Regions from separate parts of the Mus musculus genome. Here region 1 is linked to region 2. Evidence: chromatin loops called from intact Hi-C (ENCODE). Cell type or tissue: left cerebral cortex. All regions are shown on one strand. Links, peaks and the distances in the headings refer to the core of each region. The heading gives the core; the rest is flanking DNA.

What was found. A loop is a pair of places that touch in the nucleus more often than their neighbours do. Peaks named below come from ENCODE experiments on the same cell type or tissue, not always from the same donor. Only the 100,000 strongest peaks of a DNase experiment are listed, where the experiment ranks them.
Region 1: a loop joins it to region 2, with 6 times the contacts of the local background. A loop is called at or near these places in 12 of 42 quality-filtered maps.

The regions. Positions count from the first base shown.
Region 1 is chr16:18,421,347-18,429,673 of GRCm38, reverse strand. It overlaps Comt (catechol-O-methyltransferase), which reads left to right and starts at 2,958. Exons shown (of 6, transcript NM_001111062.1): 1 at 2,958-3,318; 2 at 5,314-5,370. Txnrd2 (thioredoxin reductase 2) reads right to left here and starts at 3,257. Exons shown (of 18, transcript NM_013711.3): 1 at 3,115-3,257. The coding sequence starts at 3,229. It overlaps Gm15764 (a long non-coding RNA gene), which reads right to left. Exons shown (of 3, transcript XR_875942.3): 3 at 5,293-7,994. In left cerebral cortex, for the core only: a CTCF peak has its summit at 3,056; DNase peaks (open chromatin) are centred at 3,080, 3,525, 4,105 and 4,727; H3K4me3 peaks cover 2,977 bases; H3K27ac peaks cover 3,539 bases.
Region 2 is chr16:18,340,546-18,348,872 of GRCm38, reverse strand. Tango2 (transport and golgi organization 2) reads left to right here and starts at 4,963. Exons shown (of 9, transcript NM_001359109.1): 1 at 4,963-5,075. Arvcf (armadillo repeat gene deleted in velocardiofacial syndrome) reads right to left here and starts at 691. Exons shown (of 18, transcript NM_001272029.1): 1 at 417-691. In left cerebral cortex, for the core only: CTCF peaks have their summits at 890 (motif pointing left) and 3,457 (motif pointing left); DNase peaks (open chromatin) are centred at 3,446, 4,841, 5,443, 5,962 and 2 more places; H3K4me3 peaks cover 4,411 bases; H3K27ac peaks cover 4,319 bases.

The DNA of each region.
Region 1 (8,327 bases), core at 48-8,047, 81 kb before region 2:
AGAGAGTGCCGAGACTTACTGCTAGGGCGTATGTCCATCTTTGCAAAAAACCCCTCCCCAACTCCCAAAAAGAGTCTCAGAACCCAAGACTTCACTCAATGTCCTCAGCCAGACAGAACAAGAACATTTTCATTTAATCTACATGCTTTTCCGTGGTAAAGGTGACTCTTCACTATAGCAACAAAGAGTATATATATATGTAGTCCCTCCCACACAGTCAAGAGTCTCAGGGTTGTTCTCTGACCTCCACATGTGTGCCAGGACCATGCATGTATGCACCCACACCCATGAACACACTAAATAAATACACGAGCCAAATATAAACATAATACTTTTAAATGGCCACACCTTAAGTAGGCAAGGCTGCAGAGAAAACCCTGGACTCCCATACCCTTCAAGGTCACTGGCCTGCACCCCACCACAGGAACACATAGATGAAAGTCACGGGTTTGCAGCTCCACAGCTGAATCTACCCCAGATTCAAGTCCCGAGAAGGCCTGAACAGTTACAAATTATTTAATGGCTTTGATGTGCTCCTAAAAAAGAAAGGAGGCAAGTTGGCGTGAGGACCAGTTTGGCAGGCTTTGTGTGCTTTGTATGCCAGAGGTGGGAGATCCTGTCTTTACCCTGAAGAAGGATCCTACCTTCCATTGCTGATGCCTGTCCTGTCTGTTGCCCGAGTGGGGCTCCTATTGGGTCATCCTGCTCTGAGGCCCTATACTGTACCCTCTGTCTGTTTGCTACCAAATGACTGGCAGGGCTGGCTTATCGCAGGCCACTTGCTTTCCCACAGTGCACACCCAGGAGCCTCCTCTCTGATAAAAACTTAGAAGGCGGCCACAGTGAGAGTTTCAAGGGTCAGTATGAAGAAGGATGCGAGAAGCCTACTGGGGCCCTCACATCCCAGCCTTCACTCACTGTGCTTAGGCCTGTCCTTCTGCCCACAGCTCATCTCCAGAACATGTCTCTGTTTCAACTCTGCCTCAGGACTCACCGTGCTCCTGTTTCAGTTTCTTTCTATCGTCTGGAACAGGGCAGTAGGAATCTAATCGACATGACAAGGTCTAAATAAAGGGCCTGGCTGCTCTGATAAAGGAAGATGGTCTCCTAATGTGTACCTGCCTGCCAGAGAGGCCAACAGCCTTCTTATCCTAGCTCCAGTTTGGATGATACAACACCCTCTCCCACCCCTCAGCTGGAAAACATGGGTATTCCTGCTTCAAAAGGACAGACGGCAGAGCTGACCTGGACTCACAAGTGAACTCTGGAGTCATATGGCGGGTGGCATCTTCCCTAGACCTCACAACATCCTCACCAAAGCAAAGTCCTGAACCCTTGGGGTGTGAGACACGAGTCCTCCAGTCAGTAGTGGAGGACTCTGCCCAGTGGGAAACAAATCCCAAAGCCACAAGGGCTTCCTAGCAGCTTGAAGGGCCCTAGACTTGTGAGCTCAGTGAAGCTCCTGTCTACAGATTTCAACATACTCTTTGGCTTTTATTTATTTTATGTGCCTGAGTGTTCATTTGCACTTATGTCTGCACTGTGGGCACACAGTGCCAGAGGGCAGTGCCAGAGGGCTGTGCCAGAGGGCAGTGCCAGAGGGCAGATGAGGGCACGGGGTCCCCCTCGGAATGGAGTCATCATGTGGGTGCTGGGAACTGAACTTGGAGCCTCTGGAAGAGCAGTGAGTGCGGAGTCGCTCTTGTCCCTCCTTTACAGACATTTTACTGTTATTATGTAGGGTGACGGTACCAATGACACAGAGTGACGGTACCAATGGCACAGGTACTTTGACTGACTTGGGTTTTTTTTTTTTTTATTCCGAACCCCCCGATTGTTTTTTTTTTTTTAACCTCCACATAAATCACTAAAACTACCTCCACCTAATATACAGCACTAGGAGACCCTGAAGAGCCAGAGACCTGGGAGTTAGCAAAGCTACTGAAAGAGCACCCGTCAATCCCTGAGGTCTGTCCCCTAGGTTCCCACCTCACATGTAGTGACTGCTTCCTGGTACTCTCCCAGGTTAGCTTCTGCCACTGAGCCACAAGGCCTCTGCCAACTTCCACTTGCAGTCGGTCTACCTGCCTTGGCCCTGTAGACCAAGGGCCAGCCATTGTACCTTTCATAGCACTGCCTCTGTGAAGAACCCTGGCCTGCCCTTGCTCCTCTCCCTCTATGCTCGCTCCCTGTGGACAGAATTGAGTTCTGTCACTCACATTCAGGGGGCAGTATTAAGGGTGGTCACCATGAAAAGACATAATGGAGACCACTCATGAAACTGATCATACCACTGGGAAACTCTGGGGGAACTTGGCCTATTGGGGGTAGTGGACCCATGTTGAGAGGTACCCAGTTTCCCCCTTTGAAATTAATTACTATCCTGATTTCAGCAATAACGCTTCCTGGTGCAAACAAGTTGTTTCTTCCCCTTCTCAAGAGCCCTGACAAGCACTGGGGCTTGGTTCCACAAACTTTCTAGTGTCTTCTCACTCCCCAAACACTAGGCAGGTCATGAAGGTGCATTTGGAAGCTGAGGAAGGAAGGGCCAACACCTCAAGGCTAACTCTAGCTGCACTGCCAACTGACCATCACTCAAAAAATCAAAATCAAGCCCAAAACAACAAACCAAGGTAGTTCATGACTGTAACCCCAGAAGGCCACGGTCGGTGGCAACTACCTAAGCAGTCTGTGGCCAGCTTGGCTACATGGGGGTGGGATTACGGACAAAAACAAAAAGAAAAAACTAGAACAATAAAAAGAGTTGCTGCACCTAGGAAGTTGTGTGCCAATGGGGTACCTGTGACCATCAGAGCCCTTGACATCATCCCATCACAGCCCTGACATCAGGGCTACGATTAATATTGGGGACACAAATCCCAGAAGACTGGGCTTGCTGCCACCACAGGAGGGCCTCAGGCAAGGCACCGCCAACGTTTTAGACACCTGGGGAAAAAGCAGCCCTGCTAGAAGCAGGTCCCCTCCTAATCAGAACCCTGGCCTGTGTGGGCACGCCCACGCGGACACGTTCCAGGACAGCCCCGCCACCGCGACCCCCTGTGGACACTCGCACAGGCACCCTCTCCGCGTGCACCGCCCACGACCCCACCCTACCTCCCGCTGCACTCGCCGCGCCCCTTGTCCCGCGTGTCAGAGCCCGTGTCCGCGGCCGGAAGCGCCTGCTGGGTCCACGCAGCGCCGCCACCATCGCCGCCACCATCGCCGCCATGGTCCGGGGACCTCAGGCGGTCAGGGCTGCCCTTCGCACTGCCTGAGCGTCCGCGCCTCGGGGTCAGACCTGTGCGCGGCCTTGACGAGGTGAGTGGTGCCCGCCCGGAGCTCGGACTCGGGATCAGAATCTGCATGCACCGAACTGGGACTAGGGTGAAGGGCCCGTACGTGGGAACTGGTTCTGACCTAGGAGAGCGCAAGCCGGCGCTGGGGAATGGGGACACATGTGAAGGGGGTCTGATCTTGGCTGGGGGGTCGCTGAAGGGAGGCAGGTGACCGAACTTGAGTATCAGTGCTGTGGTGGAAGATATGTCCTTCGGTGGGGCTGTGGAGTTGGGCTTAACCTGGATAGAATGTAGCACATCCAGGGCCTGGCCCATTATAAGAGGGTCCGACTTACTTAGTTGTTGGATTGGGATGCAAACCTTAGGGTCAAAGTTACAGGGCTCAGGGATGGTCAGTAGAGTTGGAAGCTGTTGAACAGGGGTTCTTGAGAGAGGCCTTAGGGTGCCCCCGGGTCACTCCTTGCAAAAGAAGTGCTACCCACCCCCACCCCCCCACTCCCAAAGGGACCCCTTGGAGCTCAGGAGCACTAGGGCAGGAGCACTACGGCAGGCTTTGGGTGTGTGCTAAAAAGAGAAAGTCTTCCAGCCAGGGACTTTTGGGGTCCTTGCTGGCCCTCCAAGCCTTGGGAGAACAGTGGGAGCTGCCACGACTTGTGGGAGCTTGTGGTGGGGTAGGGCCCTAGAGGACATCTTGTCACAGAGAAACAGCATCGCCCTAATAATTGGGACAGATTTTACCTAGGAGCTGTAGGGGACCGGCTGAGTCATCTCCATTTGAGCAGAGGTGACAAGTGGGTGTCTTCTGGGGAACAAAGGAGCACAGAATCCATGAAGGGAAGGGAAGAGAAGGGAAGGGTGCTTTATACAGGCTCTTCGTGGCTTTGCTGCTGGGCTAATTCCCATGATCCCACAGAAGCTACAGAGCTGCAGACACTTTGGGGTCTAAAGTTGCTCTAGGGATGCACCCGTGAGCTGTCAGAGATGAAGCTAAAGTTTATATTTTTAAAAGGAGCTTGGCTAAATGTGGCTAAGCCTCCAGTGTGTGCACCCAGTAGAGGATCCTTTTCCAGGAAGGGAGACGTCCTTCCTATTGAACAGAAGTCCATTTTCTGTTCCATGTGAGGGTCATTCTTAAGAAGACAATAGAAAAGTTGGTGTTAGCCACAAATCAGTCTTTTTTTTTTTTTTTTTTTTTTTTTTTTTGGTTTTTCGGGACAGGGTTTCTCTGTGTAGCCCTGGCTTCTTAGAACTCACTTTGTAGACCGGGCTGACCTTGAACTCAGAAATCTGCCTGCCTCCCAAGTGCTGGGATCAAAGGTGTGAGCCACCACCGACCGGCAACAAATCAGTCTTTGCACATTTCTAGATGCCAGGTGCGAGTGTCTTTAGATGGTTGATGAGGAGCAGCCTGGAGGCTTTACCAAGTTGTCCTCTGAGTGTAGGAGGCAGAAGTGTGTGAGCACACGGTTTCAGGCGTGATCATTTCCTGGAGCAGTGTGTGCACCCAGTAGAGGACTTTCCCTCGTGGCCCTTGTAACCGAGGCAGAAAGCTGTCCCCAGAGTATTTGGTGTGTTGAAATCTGACATTTCTGTCAGATTCTCCCTCAAGCTTTCCCAGATCGTAGTGGGATAGGATAGCCGCATCAAGCACTGTTCCCAGCAGGACCCAAAACCATCAGGCTTTTGTTCCAAAGGTCAAGAAATTAGGAAGGAGAAGAATTGTGAACAGTTTGGAGAGTTGTGGGCAGATATTAAAGCCAGATGTAGCATGTGGATATATTTACACGCAGCTTAAAAGATGAAGCAGTGTGTCAGCACGCACCTGTGGTCCCAGCCCTCAGGCAGAAGCGAGAGAAGCATGGATTTTAGGTCAGTGTGCTACATAGTGATTTTCAGGCCTGCCTGGGTTACAGACCCTGCCTTTGGAGACAGAGAAAAAAAACTAAAAACATCAGCACTGTTTTCTCCTTGCAAATGAAGATGTAAGATGGCCTTCTGATGTCCATATTTTTATTAGGGGATGAGAGAGTCCTACCACAGTGAAACTCAAAGTTACAGACATTCTGGCCCATAAGTAAGTACAAGTTTTATTGTTGCTTTCACTTTTTGAAGATTGTCTAAAACCCCCATCAGCCTCTCCCATGTTGGGATGATGTTCCTAAGCTACCGTGCCTGGCTCTATCTGTGTTTGTGTGTGTGAGTATGGGCGAGCGCCTACCATGATGCACATGTGGAGACCAGAGGACTACTGTGGATGTCTTTTCTCGCCTCCTCGTTGCTTGGAGCAGGCTCTTTTCTCTTGTTTACTTCTCCTTATGCTGTGGTAGCTGGCCCTCAAGCTCCTGGGGTTTTTCTTTCTCTACCTCTCATCTCATAGCACTGGGATTACAAACATGTATTACCATGTTTGGCTTTAAGTGGGTTTGGGGATCAGACCTGGGTGATCTTTCCAGCCCCAGCTGTTTTACCATCATTTGAATGCATTAGGAAAACACTATTCTTTCTCTAGGCAGTTTTAGCTTTACCAGCTGTATTGAAGTTTCTTGACTTTTAGCCAACACAAACTGACCCTGGAATAAGGGACTTTTTCCCCTTTTCCTCTTGAGTTTTTCTGACTTCAGAAGGAAAGAACAAAGGCTGGGGAATGTAGCTTCGTTGGTAGAGTGCTTGCTTGGTATGCATGAGGTCCTGGGCTCTATCACTAGCACTTCATTAAACTAGGCATAGTGGCATATGTCTGTATTTCCAGCACCCAAAAACTAAAGCAAGAGTATGATAAATTCAATGTCAACCTCTTCTCCAGAGCAAGTTTGAGAGTAGTGTGGGCTGCATGAAACCTTATCCCTCACCCCCCCACCTCCAAAATCAACAAAGCATGTAAGAAAACAGGATGAAACAGGTAAGTCATAAATCCTCAAAGATAGTGAAGAAGATCAGAATCTGAAATCGGGGCACGAGGAGGAGCAACGTCATGCTTGAGTTCTCAGCGTCTGGGAGGTAGAAACCGCAGGATCAGGAGTTTAAGGCCAGTCTTGGCTACATAGCAAGTCTAAGCCCAGCCAGGGATACATGAGACCCTGTCTTAATAGAAGAGGAAGGAGAAGAAAAAGGAAACCAAGAATCTAATGAGCTACCGTACTTCTCTGTTGAAACACAGAAAGTTACATCCCTTTCTGATAAACATAAAACAGCATTTTGACTTTTTGTACAGTGCTGTGATTGTACCCTGGGGTATACTAACCTCTGAGCTCCTGAGCACAGCCCAAGATTATTCCTGTTTAAAAAAGATTCTGCCAGGCGTGATGGCGCACGCCTTTAATCCCAGCACTTGGGAGGCAGAGGCAGGCGGATTTCTGAGTTTGAGGCCATCCTGGTCTACAGAGTGAGTTCCAGGACAGCCAGGACTACACAGAGAATCCCTGTCTCAAAAAACAAAACAAAACAAAACAAAACAAAACAAAACAAAACAAAAAAAACAAAAGGAAAGAAAGGAAGAAAGAAAGAAAAAGAAAGAAAGAAAGAAAGAAAGAAAGAAAGAAAGAAAGAAAGAAAGAGAAAAAGAAAAAGATTCTAAGCCCAGCGCGGGTGACATGTTCCTTTGATCCCAGGACTCGGGAGTCAAAGGCAGGCAGATCTCTGAGTTCAAGGCCAGACTGGCCAGAGTAAGTTCCAGAACAGCCAGAAATACACAGAGAAACCCTGTCTCAAAAAAACAAAACAAAACAAAACAAAACCACAAACAAAATTTAGGTCCTAGAGAGATGCATTAGGGTTAAGAGCAAATACTGCTTTTAGAGGTCTGTTTGTTAGGACCTATTTCAAGGGACTCGTGACTCTGTAACTCCAGCTCGAGGAGATTGGACACCCTCCTCTGGTCTCCATGAACACTCACACACAAATAGTCACACAGACATATAAATCAAAATAAAAAAGAATTGTAGCTGGACATACTTTTATTTCCAGCATTCAGGAAGCAAAAGCAGTCAAATCCTTGAGTTTAAGGCAGCCTCAGGAACGTTAGGATGCCTTGACCTTGGTGAGAGCAAGGTACACCCAGATTTATAGAGGATGCCCGCATGGAGGGATGATGGCATATTCTTGGATGCTTCTGAGCCTTCAGAGGTCTTTTAAAATTCCTTATGGACCTCTGAGGCCCATGCTTTACTGGTATGAATAGGCAGGCCATTTCTAAGAAAGCAGAATGCTTTTTGTTGTATTTATTTATTTGTTGTTATTTTGATTGTTCTAGACAGAGTTTCTCTATGTAGCCTTGGCTGCCCTGGAACTCACTCTGTAGATCAGGCTGGCCTCCAATGCAGAGATCCGTCGATGCCTTCCAGTGCTGGGATTAAAGGCATGTAACACCACCCTGCCTTTGCATTTTGGTTTTTGTTTGTTTGTTTTAAGGGACAACATGGAGGTTGTTTTGTTTTGAGTCCGGGTCTCTCCATGTACCTTGATAACTTAGAGCTGTGTAGACCAGGCTTGTGAACTTGCTGAAATTCTCCTGCCTCTGCTTCCAGAATGGTAGGATGACAGATGCTACCATACCTGGCCAGCAAAGTTTTCAAGAGGGCTTTGTAAACATTAGCTCAATAAACTCAAACTTAGTTCCTTGAAGCTCTCTGATTCTGGGTGATGGGTCTCCAACAGGACATTCCAGTCAACAGGCTGCCTGAAGTTTCCAATTGTTTCCTGCTGGAAGAGAACAGACCCAACTGCAGCTCTGTAAATAACTGCTACCATGAAAGGAAGTACTTGGGAAGTTTGTTATTGGGAGGCATCAGACAGTGAGAAAAAGACGAATGTTTCAATTTAGCAAAGTATAATTTACTGAATAGTTATGAGTCATGGATAGTTAAAGAGAACTAGTTTCTTTTTATAACCAATAGATAAAAAAAATAGAACCCTAGAGAACAGTGTGCTGAACGACAGGAGGCAAAGCCTAGCTATCTTTTCATTTTATTCACTTCCATGTCCTTAATTCTTTATTCATTTTAAATTGTTTTTGGTTTTTAGACATTTTTAATT
Region 2 (8,327 bases), core at 174-8,173:
GTAAAGTTTCCATAGCCGTCGGGTCCCTGCTTGCAGGCTCTGCAGTGGCTCGCGGAGGGCAAAGCTGTGGGAGCTGGGTCCAGTTCATCCCGGAGGCTGAACAGCCCGGAGGCTGAAGCCGGCGCCGTAGCCAGGTTGGACAGAGCCCTGAGGTCATGCACAAAGGGACCCGCCCCCAACCACCCGGGTCTCTGGGGACCCGTCGTGTGCTAGAGCGCGGGTGAGCAGAAGAACCAGCTTCCGAGCCCCACCCAGACCTAAAGTCCGAGCCCAGGACCCTGTCCCTATCTTAGTCCGCATCTCAGTCTAGACACTATACCAGCTCGCTCCCCCAGGACCTACCCCTAATCCTGGCCGGGGCCCGAGTGTCCAGCCCCAGGCCCACAGCCGGACCCCGCCCACCCGGCCGAGCTCACCTGGCGCGCGGCGTGGGCGGCTCCGCAGCGCGGCCTCCGCCCCCAAGACAGGCGTCCCCAGGTCCCCCGGTGCGCGGGGAGCGGCCTCTCCAGCGCCCAGCACCGAAAGTGGCTCCCGGGGCCACAACTTGTGCTTGTGAGGAGGTGAGGGGGGGAACACTCCTCCTCCCCTACTGGAGCAGCCAGCAAGCAGGCTAGCCCTCCTACCCCTCCCGCTGCCCGTGCGCAAAGCGGACCTGGCCGGAGACGAGGCCTCCGCCCCGCCCCATCCAACTGCGAATTTTCCCATTGGTAGAGAGACGCGCCCCGCAACCCGCACCGATTGGATGGATGTGCAGAGATTGCGGCTTGCTGTTGGGTTCCTGGTATTGTCAGTCTTAGCCCAGGTCGGCCCCCTAGCAGAGCAGGCCCTGACACCTGCCCGGAATGCTGTGGCTGCAGCAGCTGCAGGAGGCTCGGAGTTGCCCCCTCCCGGCCATCTTCAGAGGAGTTCTGGGGATAGTAGGCCCTGAGCTGGAACTTGCAGGGCAGGCGGTCACTCCCGGATTCCAGCAGCGTTGTCTCCATCTCCACCCCAAGTTCCCAGGTATCCTGCTGTTAACCGGACATTGAGCGTCGATTCCTTTCTATTGGCATAGAATGGTATTTATCTTACACTCCGCAAGTGTAAAGATAAATCCCATTTTACAGATAGAAAATTGAGGCTTTAGGCAACCAGGGCGTGAACCCAGTCGTTGGACTTCCAGCCTTGGGGGCTCTCTCACTGTCCCCATAACCCCTGCAGCAAGGACGAACAAGGTCAGCTAGGCTGGTACAAAGTGGGGATGGTTGCAGTGATTTTGAGGGCAAAAGCAGACTCTAGAAAAACTAGAGCTTTTTTTCTTCTATGAAGCCTGTATTTACAGAGCCTTTGGGCACTCCCTACAGCTGCATGAGACTGCTCTTTCCCCGGGGCAATGAAAAGCGTCCTCTTCCCGGGAAAGGGGAATTATGTGTTTATCTCTTCCCCACTACACCCTGGTGTCCCGATTTCCTCTGCCCTGCTTTGAGTCTTGGAGAAATATCAAGGAGCTTTATCCACTGCCTGAAAAGATAAACACATATTTCCCTACTAGGTAAAGCACACCAAACACATCTCTGCAGTGACATAAGGCAGTGGAGGGGACCCACGGGGGATGCTGTAACATAAACAGGAGATGGAAGTGCAGACTGTGGAAATGAATCTGGCCTGTGCTTGCTCAGAAGCCTCTTATCCTGAGTGCACTGGAAATGAGCAACTCTTCTGGGCTGTCGGTGTTTCCCAAGGCCCCTTACAGATAGTGCTAATGGAGGCCAGGGTGTGTGTGTGTGTGTGCGTTTGTGTGTGTAGGGGGTCTACCCAGATGGTCATATTTCACCCACCTATGCTGAGTCCAGTGTGCTCACCCAATAAGGGTTGCTTGGTGAAGACAAAGAAAGTAAATGCCTGGAGCAGGAGCTCACTTCTGGGTCGCCTACAATACAAATTGATACCAGGAGCTTTTCAGAGTCAAGGCAGTTGCTACTAATCCGTTGGTATTGCTACTTGAAATGAACACCATTTGGCATCCTGGTATTGAGATATTGTTGCAGCTCTGGCAAGGCAGAGTGAGCAACTCTAAGAAAGCAGAGTCTTCCAAGAAGGTAGCTCTCTCTAGGTAAAGCTGTAACTACAGCTCTCTACTAACTACAGCTGTCTTTCTGGTTAAGTTGCTGTGTGGTGGGGACTCTCTTTCCTCAGTTAGAAGTGGATTTAGTCAATCCAGCTCTACCCTGGCCCGTACTCATCCTGGAGCACCTCTCTTGAAGACCCCATAGCTCTGGATCATACCACTTCCCCATACTTGCTGATGGGACAGAGGCTGAACAGGTTTTTCTCTGCTAGAAGAGGGCAAAAGGGAGACATAGCCTCCCAGTGTAGGAATGTCCCCTTTTAGAGACCTGGCTGCTTTAGAGCCTGATCATCAGCTGCATAGAGGAAATCAGGGTGGATAGAGACAGCTCAGATAGGTTTCAGGGCTGCTATCTTACAGTCTCCTTACCAGGGCCAATAATGAATATCTCCCCCCTTCTCTCTGCCTCTCTGTCTCTCTGTTTGTCTCTCTGTCTTTCTCTCTGTCTCTGTCTCTCTCTCTCTCACTGTGTGTGTGTTTCTTGCTCTGTCTGTCTCCCCCCCCCCCACTCCCCCCCCCACTCCCCCCCCCCCATCCTCCTTATCCATCCAGCTGCTGGCCATTTCTGTAGGGATAGTGCTGGGGAAAGCCACAGAGAGGAAGTGTTTGTCAGGAAGAACTTCCTAACTAGTTGGCACTTAAATCCTAAAAAGGTGTTTACAAAAAGTGGTGAGCTCCCATTCGAGGAATGAACAATGAGCCAGACTCAAATGGGAGAGAATGTCAGAGTGCATAACTATTAAAAAAAAAAAAATAGGGGCAGGAATTGGATCCCCTTCCCCTAATTTGGACTGCCTAGTTGGGCCTCAGAGGGAGAGGGTGTGCTGGGATTAGATGTCCCAGGGTGGGGTGGTACCCAAGGGGGGCTCCCCCTTCTATGAGGAGGAGGGGAGGGTGTAATAGGGGGTTGGATTTGGGACTGGGAGGAGAGGAAGGAGGGGAGCTGCTATCAGGATGTAAAGTTAATAAATAATTAAGGAAAAAATTGGGGCAGAGGTTCAAATCCCCCCCGCCCCCAAAGGGCCACCTGCTGCCTGTGATGGGATTCGAACCACTGTTCAACATGTTCTTACATCTCTCTTTATGGATAGGATTGATGAGAAAGCATATCCAGCCATTGTCCCACTCTGAATTCATGGCTTGGTGCTTTGGGGACAAGCTACTGTGTATCTGCTATATCCCAGACCATGCTCTTTTAGCCTCAAGCCCGTGTCCTGCTTGTCCATGACTACCTCTTAGTCCTGTAGACCAAGTGATCTGGCAGCTCAGATGGAGACAGCTGGCAGGAGCACAGGGTGACTGTGCTAAGCTGGAGGAAGAATGGAAGTGCCTAGCTAGGTCTGCCACCTGCTGGCCAGGAGTCATAGTCTCCGGAGTCTGGTCATGTTTGCAAATGATTTCCTTTAGTTCTCAGGAGGAATGCTGGTGAGGCTGTGTGAGAGAGGGCAGAGCTGTGACTGGGTCTGGCTACAGCCTTGCTTTCGCCTCTCTGAGTTCCAGTTTTCTGCAAAACATCAGCATTGAAGTTTGGGACCATGGCACCTAGATCGTCCAGGCAGCTAATGCCACTTGGCATTTTTTTTTTTTTTTTTTTTTAGATTTATTTATTTTTTTTTTATTATATGTAAGTACACTGTAGCTGCCTTCAAACACTCCAGAAGTCAGATCTCATTACGGATGGTTGTGAGCCACCATGTAGTTGCTGGGATTTGAACTTCGGACCTTTGGAAGAGCAGTCGGGTGCTCTTACCAACTGAGCCATCTCACCAGCCCGGCATTTTTTTTTTAAATCAATTACATTTTATTTTGTGAGTATATACCACAATGCACATGTGGTGATCAGAGAACAACATAAAGGACACAGATCTCTCCTTCCACCATGTGGATCCCAAGGATGGAACACAGGTGGCCAGGTTTGACAGCGAGCATCTATACCCAGGCAGCTATCTTGCTAGCCCTTTATTTTACTTCAAGTGAATAGCTTAACTGCTCTGAGCAATTATATTTACATCTCTCAAGTGGAGTGAATGAGAACTGGGTATCAAGTCAACTGGGTTGAGAGTCTGTAGTACAGTATCATTGTCTTTAATGTGGTTGTGATCCTTGTACTGAGTACTCACTTTGGGGAGGACCTCTGATGCTCCCTCCACCTTAGCGATGGATGCTCAAGCCCCTTACACAACCTGATATTAACAGGTACAGGAAGCCCCCAGTGATTGTCCTGGCCCTGTTCTAAATGTCCCAGTCATTGTCCAAACATAGCTCAAGCATGGTAAATTCCTCATCCTTGGGGGTCTGGACTCACAGAACAGCCTCTGTGACTTCTTAAGGACTATGGAAGGCACGGTGGAGCAGAAGTCCGTGTTCTGTGTTGTTTTTTAGTGCAGGGAATACAATAGATGAGAAGTCAGAGGCCAAGGATACAGGCAGTCTAGTAAGACTTGGAGGCGACAAAGGGAGGGGAGGGCTATCTGGGACAGATGATATGGTCTAGAGATAAAGACCAGGACTTTGTCTAAAGGGGGTGGAGGTGGGTCCAGCGCCTGAACCGGGCGGGGTGCAGGGTCTCACAGAGATAACCCACAGGCTGAGGAGCTGTGGCTGCATGAAAGGACCAGATGCCCACACAGCTCCAGCCTTGGTGCATCGCCAGCCTTGGTGCATCTCCAGTCTTGGTGCAGCTGCGGGGGCGGAGCGCTATATCTCTAAGCGACAGCACATACGGCCAACAAGGCCGCGGTTCTGGGTTCGATGCTCCGCCCTTCGCTGCTGCGCCCAATAGCGAGCGCTCTGGAGGCGGGCCGGGCGGGTTCTGGGCTGGAGGCTAAAGCCCGCGGGTGCGGCACCCGGAAGTCGGCGGCGGCGGAGGCGGTGAGTGTGCAGCGGGTGGCTGGGGCTAGCGGGCTGCGCTCCTGGCGGGGCTGACCCAAGGTCGGGCGCCGGGCTCCTGGAACGCGGTCTGGATCAGGTTGGTCGAGGACGAGGCGGTCCGCCCCTTCTCGTCATAATTCAGTTTTCCCTTTCCAAGGCATTAAATGGAAACTAAACGGCCTGCTGGTTCGGGACTCTAGTCTGACAGACCAGACCAGACTGTCTCTGATAATTGAAAGCAAAACCCTCACGGTACTGGAAGATGTTTCTATTTATCCCTGTCAGGATTGGGTGCGGGGAAGGGTCTCGGCAGCAGGGGCAGACTTGCTGTGTAAGAGGCTAGATTGGCGGGACAGAGAGCTGCATGGTTGTTGCAGGGTGAAGGGCTGCAGTCTCCAGTGTCAAGAATTACTCTGGAGCCTAGTCATGTCGCCCCTCTCACTCTGAAACCTCCGATGGGGCCTTGGGCTTCACAGAATGTCAGAGTAGACAGCAAGTGCTGGGTCATTCTTATGCCTGATATGGGCTTTACTGGGCTGGCGTAGTGAACCCTTGCTCAGAACGGGAGGACATTGCGTGTAGGCTGCATCCAGGCCAGGTCTGGCCCCACTCTAGGCTCATTGGCAGCTGAGGTTTTGCTTGTTTGCCTCTTGGACAGTGGACAAGGAGGCCCTGATGTTGAGATCCATCCATGTACCCTCAGCATCTTTCCTATGTTTCCTTCTGCCCGATAAGTCATGTCTTTAGAGTGCACCCTATGCCCTTGCAAATGCCTTGCTCAGCAGACCTGTCTGCTGTCTGGGCCTGCTGACTACCGTTTTGCCACTACTAAGCTCAGCCATCTTCTATGGGGTAGATGTGACAGCTATAAGGGACAGGTGAGAGACATGTCCTCTAGACAATTTTTTAAGGTAGTTTCATTAGTCCAACCTTGTACATAGTGAAGTAAACTCTAGCCAAGGAGGCATGTGTTTCCAAGGCTGCTGCAAGCCAGGGTGATTGGCTTCCAGGCCCGTGCTTCTTCCCCTTTCCCTGAGACCTCCTGGGTCATGTGGTCTGCTGGAGAGGGTGACTGTTCCCAGATAGAACAGAGCCTCTGCCCCTCCTCCAGATTCCTAGTGTTGCTGCTGGGATGTGAGATGCTGTGGTGCTCACATCTCTTCAGGTTCCCCCACATGGTCCCCAATCCCACATTTTCATTTTACTTTTGTGTCTTTATTTTACTTTAAGTGTTTGGGGGACACATGGCAGAGGGGCCCAGCTCCCAGCTGTCAAGTCAGCAGCCTGAGAATTTCCCCTAGTTTTAAGGACCTAGTCTCAGATCACACCAGGCTTTGATGATGAAAAGAATTCCAGGCTAGCCAGTTTAGGAAGCAGAGTTGGAGATTGTGTTAAAGATATTTAAATAGAGGCTTAAGTATGAAGATTAGGCACAAAAGAGGTGCCCAAAAGAAAAAAGTAAAACATACTTCAGAGCTTGGGCTCGGAGCTTCTCCGCTTCTCTGATGCATCTCATTGAGTGAGGTTTAAAAGTCCTGTCTTATTCATGGCTCCTAACTAGGTTCAAAGTCAAAAGTTCAGCCCTGGGAATAGAGGAAGGTAGGATATCTTACTGTCAACAGTTTTGTTTGAGGTTCTCTAACTGTGTCTGGGAAGAGAGATAAGGCCATACCCAAGATCATATGCATTTTTTTCAGGCCTTAAGTGTATTGTTATCTTAACATAAAATACCTGTAAATGAGGCCAGGCATGGAGGCTCACACCTTTAATCCCAGCACTTGGGATGCAGAAGCAGGCAGAACTCTGTGAGCTTAGTCAGGGCCACACAGTGAGAACTTGTCTCAAAACAAACAAACAAACAAACAAATGTAAAAATATCTGTATATGAAAATCCTGGTAAGCGTCGGCACCCGTAGCACTGACTGTGCTGGGCCACTTGCTTTTTGCTGGCAAACGCATTAACCCTGGTCCAGGAGGAGGTCCTGCCCTTGCTTCTCTTCACGTCATTGGCCTGTGTCTCCACCCTGCCTCAGCTAGATGCAGTCTGATCACCTACTTGCTCTCATATATGGTACCCCTTAGCCCTTCCCTGGATGTGGGTGACCGATCACCTGTACAAAGAACAGGACAGGAAGGCTTGGAGGAGTTCTAGAAACAGAGCCAAGTTTGTTGTTGACACTAGGTGGGGAAGAGCCAGAGTTCGTCCTTTGGTGATGTGTCAGTCAGCTTACAACAGTAGTAACTGTGAGTCTGGCGTGTGTTGACTCAGACCACAGGGCCTGCTTGGTAAAGGGCTCCTGACAACAAGATCACCTCAAGCCAACTTGATTTTTTGAGATAATCTGTACCATTTTCACCTCTTACCTCAACTATTCATTGTTTGTTCTTTGAGGCAATATAGTCTTGATGAGACTAGAACTTGCTATGTTGCCCAGGCTGGCCTTGAGCTCCTGGCTGTCTTATTTCTTGGCCTCCAGGGTGCTGTCAACTTTAATATTCTGTGTGTGTGTGTGTCTGTGTGTGTGTGTGTCTGTGTGTGTGTGTCTTGCTATGTCACCTAGGCTGACATTGAATTGGCCATCCTCCTGTCTCTGCCTCCTAGGTTGGAGGATCACAGGTGTGCATGCTACACCCAGCTCCCCTTTGAGATTTCAAAAGTCATGTATACAAACTTAAAAAAAAAAATGCCTCCATGTCCCAGCAACTACTCCCATGGTATACTGCTGACACTTGTGTCTACTGGCAAGGTGTCTTAGTGCTTGCCTCTATCCTCTCTGGAGAAGCTGTGAGCTAGAGATGGCTCTATAGTTAAAAGCACTTGTTCTTGTTTGTTTGTTTATTTCAAGACAGGGTTTCTCTGTATAGTCCTGGCTGTCCTGGAACTCACTTTGTAGACCAGGCTGGCCTCAAACTCAGAAATCCGCCTGCCTCTGCCTCCCGAGTGCCACTTGTTCTTGCACAGGTTCTGGGTTTGGCTCCTAGCAACCAGATAGCGCCTTCCAGGAAACCTGACATCCTCTTTGACCTTTGCAGGCACCAGGAATGCATATGGTACACATAGGCATGCATGTAAGCTAACTATCAGATGCATAAATAAATTATTTTAAAGATATATTTATTTTATGTATATGAGTATACTGTAGCTGTCTTCAGACACACCGGAAGAGGGCATCAGATCCCATTACGGATGGTTGTGAACCACCATGTGGTTGCTGGGAATTGAACTCAGGACCTCTGAAAGAGCAGTCTTATCCACTGAGCCATCTCTCTAGCCCACCCCGTCCCCTTTTTTTTAAAAAAGAAATGCCATATTTTGTCTGGTTCTAGATCAGCCAGGGCTCCTGTTTCA